3 separate regions of the Homo sapiens genome follow, and regions 2 and 3 are each linked to region 1. A link is a contact called in ENCODE Hi-C or POLR2A ChIA-PET data. All regions are on one chromosome and are shown on one strand. The core of a region is the stretch at or near the end of the contact, and the rest is flanking DNA. Distances in the headings are between cores, read along the strand shown. Region 1 holds the start of EOLA1 (endothelium and lymphocyte associated ASCH domain 1). Region 2 holds the start of MTM1 (myotubularin 1). Region 3 holds the start of HMGB3 (high mobility group box 3).

What was found. A loop is a pair of places that touch in the nucleus more often than their neighbours do. ChIA-PET counts read pairs that join two places held with the same protein, here RNA polymerase II (POLR2A). Pooled maps may share reads with other maps.
Region 2: a loop to region 1 is called in a map of PC-9, with 12 times the contacts of the local background. The contact joins the promoter of MTM1 here to the promoter of EOLA1 in region 1. A Hi-C loop is called at or near these places in 5 of 168 maps with a recorded cell type or tissue (CD4-positive, alpha-beta T cell, GM12878, PC-9 and 1 more), 4 of 37 single-sample maps with no recorded cell type and 13 of 50 pooled maps. POLR2A ChIA-PET finds 5 or more read pairs at or near these places in 1 of 52 experiments (activated B cell).
Region 3: a pooled map shows a loop between it and region 1 (14-fold over the local background). The contact joins the promoter of HMGB3 here to the promoter of EOLA1 in region 1. A Hi-C loop is called at or near these places in 1 of 37 single-sample maps with no recorded cell type and 4 of 50 pooled maps. POLR2A ChIA-PET finds 5 or more read pairs at or near these places in 1 of 52 experiments (PC-9).

Annotation. Positions count from the first base shown.
Region 1 is chrX:149,539,681-149,542,839 of GRCh38, forward strand. EOLA1 (endothelium and lymphocyte associated ASCH domain 1) reads left to right here and starts at 1,332. Exons shown (of 5, transcript NM_001171907.3): 1 at 1,332-1,663; 2 at 2,339-2,405. It overlaps EOLA1-DT (EOLA1 divergent transcript), which reads right to left and starts at 72. Exons shown (of 10, transcript NR_027455.5): 1 at 21-72. RefSeq lists silencers at 313-622, 633-702, 735-925 and an enhancer at 1,673-1,882.
Region 2 is chrX:150,567,237-150,570,071 of GRCh38, forward strand. It overlaps MTM1 (myotubularin 1), which reads left to right and starts at 1,385. Exons shown (of 15, transcript NM_000252.3): 1 at 1,385-1,426. RefSeq lists a silencer at 1,187-1,866.
Region 3 is chrX:150,982,079-150,984,930 of GRCh38, forward strand. HMGB3 (high mobility group box 3) reads left to right here and starts at 1,257. Exons shown (of 5, transcript NM_005342.4): 1 at 1,257-1,298. RefSeq lists an enhancer at 271-966 and a silencer at 1,088-1,287.

The DNA.
Region 1 (3,159 bases), core at 82-2,581:
TCCTCCCCCACCATTCTCACCCGCCAGCCTTACTCCAGCTTGGCTCCCCCTTCTCCAGCAATTTCCCGCAGCCCCGCCCCATCTGCTCCCACACCTCTTTGCCACAGCCCCGCCCTGCTCCTCCTCCAGGAACGCCCGGCTTTCCCTCAGCTCCACGCTGCAGCTGAGCTGTGCACCAGGCCCTCCCACAGAGCTTTCTCGTGATTCCACCCTACACCTCCCCAAGCCCCCGCTCCCCTAAGCTGGTTCTCAGGAGTCCGAGGGGTCCTCCCGCAGCTGCTCCTCGCTCAGTTCTCCCATTGCCCCGCCCTGCTCTTCGCGGGGCTGCTTCCAAAGCCCCGACCTCAGCCAGCAGTTTCTCTCAGCCCCGCCCCTCCCTGCCCCGCCCCTCCCCTCCCTGCCCCGCCCCGCTTCTCCCGCGGCTGCTCCCAAAGCCCCGCCCTCGGCCCCCTCCCCAGCAGTTTCTCTCAGCCCCGCCCCACCCCGAGCCCCGCCCGCAGCCCCGACCTGCTTCTCCTGTGGCTGCCTCCAAAGCCCCGCCCCCAAACCTTCCCCAGCATTCTCAGCCCCCCCAGAGCCCCGCCTCTCCCAGCCCCGCCCTACTTCTCACGCAGCTGCTTTAAAAACCCCGCCCCCAGCCCCTCCCAGTGATTTCTTTCTCCCCCTCCCTCCTTCTCTCAGCGGACACCTGCCTCCCCCTGCTGATTCTCAAGAGTCCGCGAGCTCTTCCTGCAGCTTCTCCTCGCTCAGCTCTCCCACGGCCCTGCCCACAATGGTTTCTCTCAGCCCCGCCCGGCCCTGCCCCACACCCCGCCTCTTATCTCAGCCCCGCCCTCAACCCAGCCCCCAATTGTTTCTGTCAGTCCCGCTCGGCCCCTCCCCCAGCTCCGCCCTCCTCCTCTCAGCCCCGCCTCCACCCCCTCCCCAGCGGTTTCTCCCAGCTCCTCCCTGCTGGTATAGCAGCTCTGGGCCCAAAACTCCTGCCTGGTGTCCTCGTCCCACCCTTCCACTTACTCTTCCTCCCTCCCGTTCCTTTTCCTCCTTCCGGTTCTTCGTCGAGGCTGCCGGTCTCGAGGTCCCCTGGCCTTGGCCTGGTTGGCTGGCGCGCATCAGGGCCAGGTAAAGAGAATAGCGTCTCCTAGCAGCCAGGGCGTGCGTACGTGCGTGATGTCGTCAGTGCGTGTCTTCGAGAATGCGAGATTCATAATGTTTGCTGTCTATATGCATGGCTGAGTACGTGCCTCCCGCGTACGTGCGTGGTGTGCATACATGCGTGATTGCGCGCCCACGTACGTTCTTCGTGAAAGGGATGACGGGAGCTGTATGAAAGCGGAAGAGTTATAGACCGCTAACACCTGTCACTGGCCACTGGTTTCCCGGAGTTAGCGGCAACGACCTTGCAGCCTGGACACTAGCCAGGCGCTCCCTCTTCTCACAGCGGCCCACGTCTCCTTGCTTGGGAGCCCATCGTCCTGGCTCCGGTGGCCTCGCTGGGTCTCGGGGAAGCAGAGGACTGTTCATTCCTGTGGCGAAAAGCCGGAGTCGGCCCTAGACACCCACGACTCGCAGGGTCCATGGTTCCGGAGGCCGTGAGACCTGCCGGGGCTGACAGGTGCCAGGGCCCATGCTGCGGGAGCCTGTGTGCTCAGCCTTCTTGCGGACGGTACCTGAGGGCTGGGGTTTCCCTGGATGTGGGGCTGGGAACTCGTGCGGGGCGCGACCGAGGCGCCTTTTCCTGTCCCCTGCTGTCGGCAGGGTCTCGGCTCCGCTCCTTCTAAGCGCGTGTACCCGCGACGTGCGTCTGCGAGTAGAAAGCCCGTGTACTGCTCCACACACAGCGGCCCCACCTCAGTCCGGTCTTCCCTGCCTCCCGTTGGCCCTTCTGCTGTGAGCTCGCCTGGACCTGAGGCCGGGCGGTGCACAGCTCTGTGGCCTGTGGCGCCGTGCTCAGCGTGACCTACCCAGAATTAAGCTGAGGACAATGGGATTTAGAGTCCCAAACACTCGCCCCGTGACAATGGGAGGGGAAGTGTCATTTTTCTCCCTTCGAATGGAGCATGCTTGGCTGCAAGAATGCTGCTCAACATGGTGAAATGATTTTCTGCCCTGCGGGCTGGTGCACCCTGTGGTCCTTGACCCAGACAGGTGCGGAGGGTCCCACTGCTGTGATTAGCAGAACCAAACTGTGATGTGCACATGTGTGTTACTGATAAGACCAGGCCTCCCAGCTCTTCTTGGTTTCCAATGCCTGCTAAGTACATGACCTTCTTAGGGCCATTAACCAGCTTTGCTGTCTTGCACTTAATGACCTTTCCTCTTTATCTTCCTTGTTGTGCAGGTAAAGAAGCTAAGTGGAAGAGTGTTTCCTCCTCTGGCCGTAAAGCAGGTACTCTCTGCAGCACCAGGTAGGAGGGGACTCAACCCCCTTCTTGCCTTTTCAGTTACATCAGTTCCTACTAGGGATTCCACATACACACAGTTGGCGTCTGTTGTGATTTTGTGGTGATGACGAGAAAAGGGTTGGCTAAGAAACTGGGCGGCAGAAAAGAGGCAAACATTCACTGTAGCCATTTATCCCGATGGAAGTGGCCAGGCCCTGTGGGGGACATTCAGCCTCCATCAGAAGTAATCCAGAACCAAGGAACCTGGTTATCTTTGGTCACTCATCAGAAGAATAATCATGCTCAGGGGCCACAAGTGTGTGAGGAAATGGCACCATGGATGGGTTGGTGGAGGGTACACGGGTGAGTCTTTGTGGAAAGTCATTTGCTGGCAGATATCAGCATCTTAGATGGGCGTGCCAGGCGGCCGAGGCATTTCCTTCAGCATGTCTTCACACAGCGAGTGTTAGAGGTAATGTCATTTCTAGTGGCAAAAGTGGGAAGCAACTTGTAACTCTCCATCAGTGGAGGAATGGTCAGGCAAATTATGAGACGACCAACAATGGGATATCACCCAGGCAGTGAAAAACAAGGTAGATGAAGATTGTCAGGTGGAAAGAATGGGCTTGATGTGCTGTCAAATGGCAAACTCGTGCCCTAGCCTGTGCAGATGTGTTGGGAACAGCAGTTTGCCAAGATGGCTGAAACAAAGGACCATAAAAGGGCTGGCTTAAAGAACAGACAATCATTGTCTCGCAGTTCTGGAGGATGGAAGTCT
Region 2 (2,835 bases), core at 135-2,634, 1.0 Mb after region 1:
AGAGTGGGTTGGGTTGGATTCTGGATGGCTTTGTTACTCTTCTAAGAAGTCTAGACTCTTCAATAAAGCATATATATATGCATATATAAATGATATATGAATATATGTGTATATGTGTGTGACTATGTAGAAACACACGTACACATATACACTGGTATCAGGTAAAATGCTGTTTTTAGATGCTGGAGAACTAACACATACAAGAGAAAAAAAACAGGTCATGATAAAGTCATCCTATTTACTCGAACTGCTCGCGTATAAGTATTATGCAGTACAAAGAATATTATGCTCATTTTTCTATGTGCCAGGTTGTCTTTTCTTTTTTTAATTTTTTTGACACGCAGTCTCGCTTTGTCACACAGGCTGGAGTGCAGTGGTGCCATCTCAGCTCACTGCAACCTCTCCCTCCCGGGTTCAAGCGATTCTCTTGCCTCAGCTTCCCGAGCAGCTGGTATTACAGACACCTGCCACCACGCCTGGATAATTTTTGTATTTTTAGTAGAGACGAGGTTTCACCATGTCGTCCAGGCTGGTCTCGAACTCCTGACCTCAGGTGATCCGCCTGCGTTGGCCTCCCAAAGTGCTAGGATTACAGGCGTGAGCCACCGCGCCCGGCCCAGATTGTTTGTTTTATTTGATTACACAATGAATTCTCTTCTTGAAGTTTGCCTTTCTTCTCTTTTTCCTGTCCCTTTCTTTTTACTGTATCAATAGTTGTCTGACCCAAACCTCAACAAGTAGAAGGAATTTTGGACTGAAATGTTTCCGTTCACTAAGTCTCAATTGCGTTCTTGGAAAGGTGCTGGCACAGCTGAGGGACACCCCAGCTGTTAGTTGAGTTTGTGAATTGCAGATCCTGCCCCAGAGTCAGTGAAATTTCTTTTTCCCTTATACTATCTCAACTTTACGCAGCCAACCCTGTGTACCCAATAATAGCTCAATTTAGTGGCATCCGCTAAAGTCTTGTATAGAGAAGTTTTCCCTCTGGATTTCCCCTTTACTGAAGAAAAATGGGGAGACCCAGACAAGGGTCCCGGGACTACGCTTCCCAGCCGCCTCCGCCCGGCGCCCAGTCCAACTTCCCTTACAGGGATGGCCCCTGGCATCTTGGCCCCGCCCATCCCCAGCACCATATTGCGAACTACAATTCCCAGCTGCCTCCATGCGTCGGACCCTTCAAAATGGGCTTCCCAGCAGCCTCTCGGGCGAAGAGCCCCGCCCTTCGGAGCTGCTCCCCAGGTCGACCCGGCGCACTCTTCCTGCCCCCTGCCCCGTCACGTGATGCAGTCCCGCCAACCGGCACGGGGAGGCGGGCAGCGGGCGGTGGCCGGGGGCGGGCAGGCCGTGGGGGGCGGACCCCAGAGGGGGCGGAGCAGGGCCCGGCAGCCGAGCAGCCTGGCAACGGCGGTGGCGCCCGGAGCCCGAGGTGGGTGCGCGCTCACGGCTGGCCTGGCTCGGAGCCGGGCACTGCGGGGACCCGTGGTGAGGGGATCGGGAGGAGGAAGTTGGGACTCCTTGGGCCAGCGGGTCGCGCGGGGCCTTGCCGCACCGTCAGGGTTGGGTGGGGGTTTCGTCCAAGCGCCGTCGCTGTCCCCGCGGGGCAGGGCTGAGGCCAGGGAGCAGCAGGCAGGTACCTCCGGCTTCCTCCCGTTCTCCCCGCCCAAGGTGGCCGGCCGGCGGCGGGCGAAGGTCGGGACGGGGGTAGGGGTTGGCTGGCCGTGGAGCTGGGGGCGGACGTCTCAGCCACTGCCTGGACTTTGCTTCCCCGTCCCGGGGCGGTGAGTGGGCCGGGCGTCCGCCCTGCCTCCCCGGCGACGCTCCGCGGCTGGTCCTCGCCTTGGCCCTCCGCACGGAGCGGGCGTCCGTCGCATCCCCGGTGGGCCCTGCGGAGCGGCCGCAGCCCGGCACTGGCCGCGAAGCCTCGATGGCCGCTCTCGGCCAGTGTTTCTGTGTCATACACGAGAGGTTTATCTGCTTTTGCAACAGTTGAGGGAAGATCTTAGAGGGAACGGTTAGTTCCCTGATACGCAGTCGGAAGTATGTACAGGCACGAGCAAGCGCCCGTGGCCGGGTTGCCTCCCTTAACTGTCTTTTGCTGCGCTCAGGAAGTGAAAACTAATTTTAGTATTTGCCTAAGCAAGTAAGAAGTGAATCTGCTGCAAAAATTATATTAGAGCTTTATAGACGCACGCATCGTTTGAGGCGAAGTGGGTTGCGACTGGTTTTGAAACAGATACACCAGATCTTCACAAGAATAAAATTATAGCATTTTAGAATTGACTGGCATCCTGAAGTTTACATTGTTCATTTGTTTCCTGGATGGGGGAACTGAGGCCCAGAGAGGGTAACTAATATGTCCCGGGCTTCAGGGCAACTTAATGGCAAAGCTAATATCACAAGCCAGCTCTTTGGGGGTATCTTGGTGTCTGTCTAGTCTGGATTCTTTTTACCACAGCTCAGTATTATTCCTTGTGAAATAAGCACCTTAGAGTCTTGAGACTGAGCCAGCAATTTTGCTAGACTGCAAACCATTTTGAATTTCCTTCAAAATCGGTTTACCAACCAAATAAGACAATCAGGCCTGTTACTTTGCAGACACGTTTGCCTTCATCCAACATATATATTGGGCACGATCATGTATTCACCAGATTTGATTCTGAATGGCTTTTGGCTGCTTCACAAAATCAAATCTACTTTTCAGAGATTCCACACCATGGGGGAGATTTGAACCAGTGGTGCTGCCTGCAGCACCAGTGTATAGTACCCTCCCGGGTGCTTGAGGGTGGATAACATTCACGGGGGGCTTGTAGATTCTAGTGTAGTTAGTAAATGATT
Region 3 (2,852 bases), core at 7-2,506, 1.4 Mb after region 1:
GTCAATCTTTAAACTGCTCTTTTTCTCACCCTTTCATTCTTTCCAGGCAAGGGCCCTCAGATACTTTCTTTCCAAATAGGGCTGATACTTGCATTTGAAGTGGAGTATTTCTTCCTTGCGTGGGACTGTCCTATGCAATGTAGGATATTTAGTATCCCCGGCCGTTCCTTCCTCTTATTGAATTCCAGCAACACCTGCCAGTCATCCAGGCACCGGCCCCACGAATTTCAGAACATCCCTTACAGAAGTGACACTGCGGCTCCTATACTTTGAAAAACATTGCCTGAATCCCCAAAGAAGTGACTAGCTCAAGGCCATACCACCAGCCAATGGCAAAGTGGAGATCAAGTCAAATCCCATTCATTCATTCATTCACTCATTCATTCCCGAAGCTTTAATTCTTTGCTCTAGGGTGTGTCAGGAGAGCAGAGGGAATGAGGGCCTTGAACCGAGACAGTGAAGAGGGTAAGAAGAAAAGTGTTATTCTTTGCCCACAAAACTACAATTTCTCACAAATTCTCTGCTCTTGCCAAATTTTGTTTTCCTCTTTTAGCCCGTCGGTTCCGCAATTTCGGGCGCAAATAAAGACCTTCTGGCATTTAGTGGAAAGAGCCTAGTTGAGCACGATCCGCAGAAGCGGAATCAGGTGGCTTTCGGATAGGCAGCGAGATCCGAGGACTAAATCCCGAGGTCTTGGCGAGCAAGCAGCTGCCCTCCGCCAGGCATCGAGGAGCGAGCTGCCGCCGCGTTTCTGTCGCGGCGCCGCGGCCGAACCGGGTAGAGGTGGTCTACCATCGGCCCTTCGTGGTGGGCCCAGGGGTGTTTCCCCGGGCAGGGGAGCTGACTGCAGGCCAGGGGCGCCAAGGCCGCGGTGCGGTGGGAGCAGAGGGCAGCGCAGCGGGGCTGGACTTCATCTTCCCACGCCAGAGGCCGAGGCCTCCGGGAATCGCAGGGCCACCTCTTCAAAGCCCTTGGCGATCCCAGTTCTGTTCCCCGAGGGGGCTGGCGAGGTGGGCGGGGCGGGCAGGCGAGACTAGGTCTTTCCCTGTTTGGCCTCCGTAGCCGGCGCCGGCGGGTCGTTCTGTTTGAATGAATGATCCCAGCAGCCGCGCCCAATGGGCGTCCACGCCTGCTTAATATGCATGAGGCCCGCAGCCAATGGCCAGGCGAGGAGGCTGTTTTAAACGGCAGAGCCCGCTGGCCAATCAGGCGGCTCTCGTGGAGGCAGCTAGCGCGAGGCTGGGGAGCGCTGAGCCGCGCGTCGTGCCCTGCGCTGCCCAGACTAGCGAACAATACAGGTACGTCTCGCACCGCCCGCTCCCGCCGCCGCCGCCGCCGCCGCCGCCGCCGCCGCCGCCGCCGCCGCCGCCGCCGCAGCGCCCGCACAACTTTCCGGCCCGCGCCGCCGTGAGCGCGCCCTGCCGCCGCCTCCCCCTGCCTCTACTCCCCATTCCCTTCCCGCCCCCTCCGCCTTCCCTCCTGCTAGGCGGCCGGGAAGGAAGAAGCAATTCAGGTGTTTCAACTTTTCCAACGCGTTCCCCGAGCTCCCCGCTTTCGGGGGTCGGCCCCCTCGGCGGACGCCCGCCCGTGGCGGCCCCAGGGGCCGCAGCCGGGAACCCAGGGCCCCCGAGGCCAGATGTTTGGGCAGCTGCGGCTGCGGCGGCTGGGCGAGCAGAGGGGCGGCTGCGGGCTGTGGGCGCTGGGCGGCGGCAGCGGGAAGGGGGCCGGGAGTTCCCCGGCCCGCGACGGACTCCGCTGGGGAACGGGCGGCCGGTGCCCGCCGGGGGCTGCGCGGCTGGTGCCCGCCGGGGGCCGCCGCACGGGCAAACTTCGCTCCCGGGCTTGGCCCGGCGCCGCGCGGGCCCGCAGGCTACGCCGCTGGCTCTGCGTTAACATGGCCGTCGCGGAGCGCCCGGTGGCCCGGGGGGGCGCGGGCCGGCCGCCCCCCTCTCGCCTCCCGCCCGCCCGGCGCCGCCGCCGCCGCTAACATGGCTGGCGCGGCGCTGGCCTCCGGCGAGGGCAGGGGAGGCGGGCGGAGCGGTCGGCGGGGCGCCCGGCGGGCTCCGGCCTCGGCCCCGGCGCCCGCGGCCCGGGGCGGGCGGCTCGGAGGGCCGGGGGCGCCGCTGCGGGCCCTGGAGCGGCCGAGCGTCATGGCTGCACGGGCGCCTTTGTTATCCCGAGGAGTGCGCCCCGCGCCGGGGGGCGGGGAGGTCCGGCCCGGGCCCCCGAGCCCCCGGGCGGCCCGGGCGGGGCGGGGCGGGGCGGGGTGGGGGCCGACGGGCGGGCGGCGGCGGCGGGGCCCGGGCCGCTTTGTTCGCCGCTGTCGCCGCCGCCCGCGCCGGCCGCGCGCGGATCAGCCATTTTAGCGAGTGGGACTCCGAGGCGCGGCGGACGCCGCCACCAGTGCCGCGGCTGCCGCCGGCCCGGCCGCACACCCCCCGCGCACCGCCACCGCCGCCGCCCCCGGCCCCGCGCGTCCCCCGGGGATGACAGCGGCGGATTTCAGGGGCACTTTCTTTCATCAGGAGGCTTTTGACAAAATGGAAGGTGAATTACGGGTGTCCCGGTGACCCGGCACGGGGGCCGAGGCGGGCTGCCTGCTGCCGGCCGGGACTCCCCCGCTCCCGGTCCCGCCCCGCCCGGGCCGCCGCTGCGGGTCTCTGTTGGGCAGCCTCCTGGGCGGCTGCTGCCAAGGGGAGCTCTTTAGTTTTACATGATGACCTTGGGTGTGGGAAAAGGAAAAGATGGCGGGAAGCTGGGGGGTGGGACAGGGACGATGACATGCCGCAGCTGCATTTTTATTTGGAAACTTTGGAGAAAGTGTTCTCGGCTGGACCTGCATTCTGGGTTAC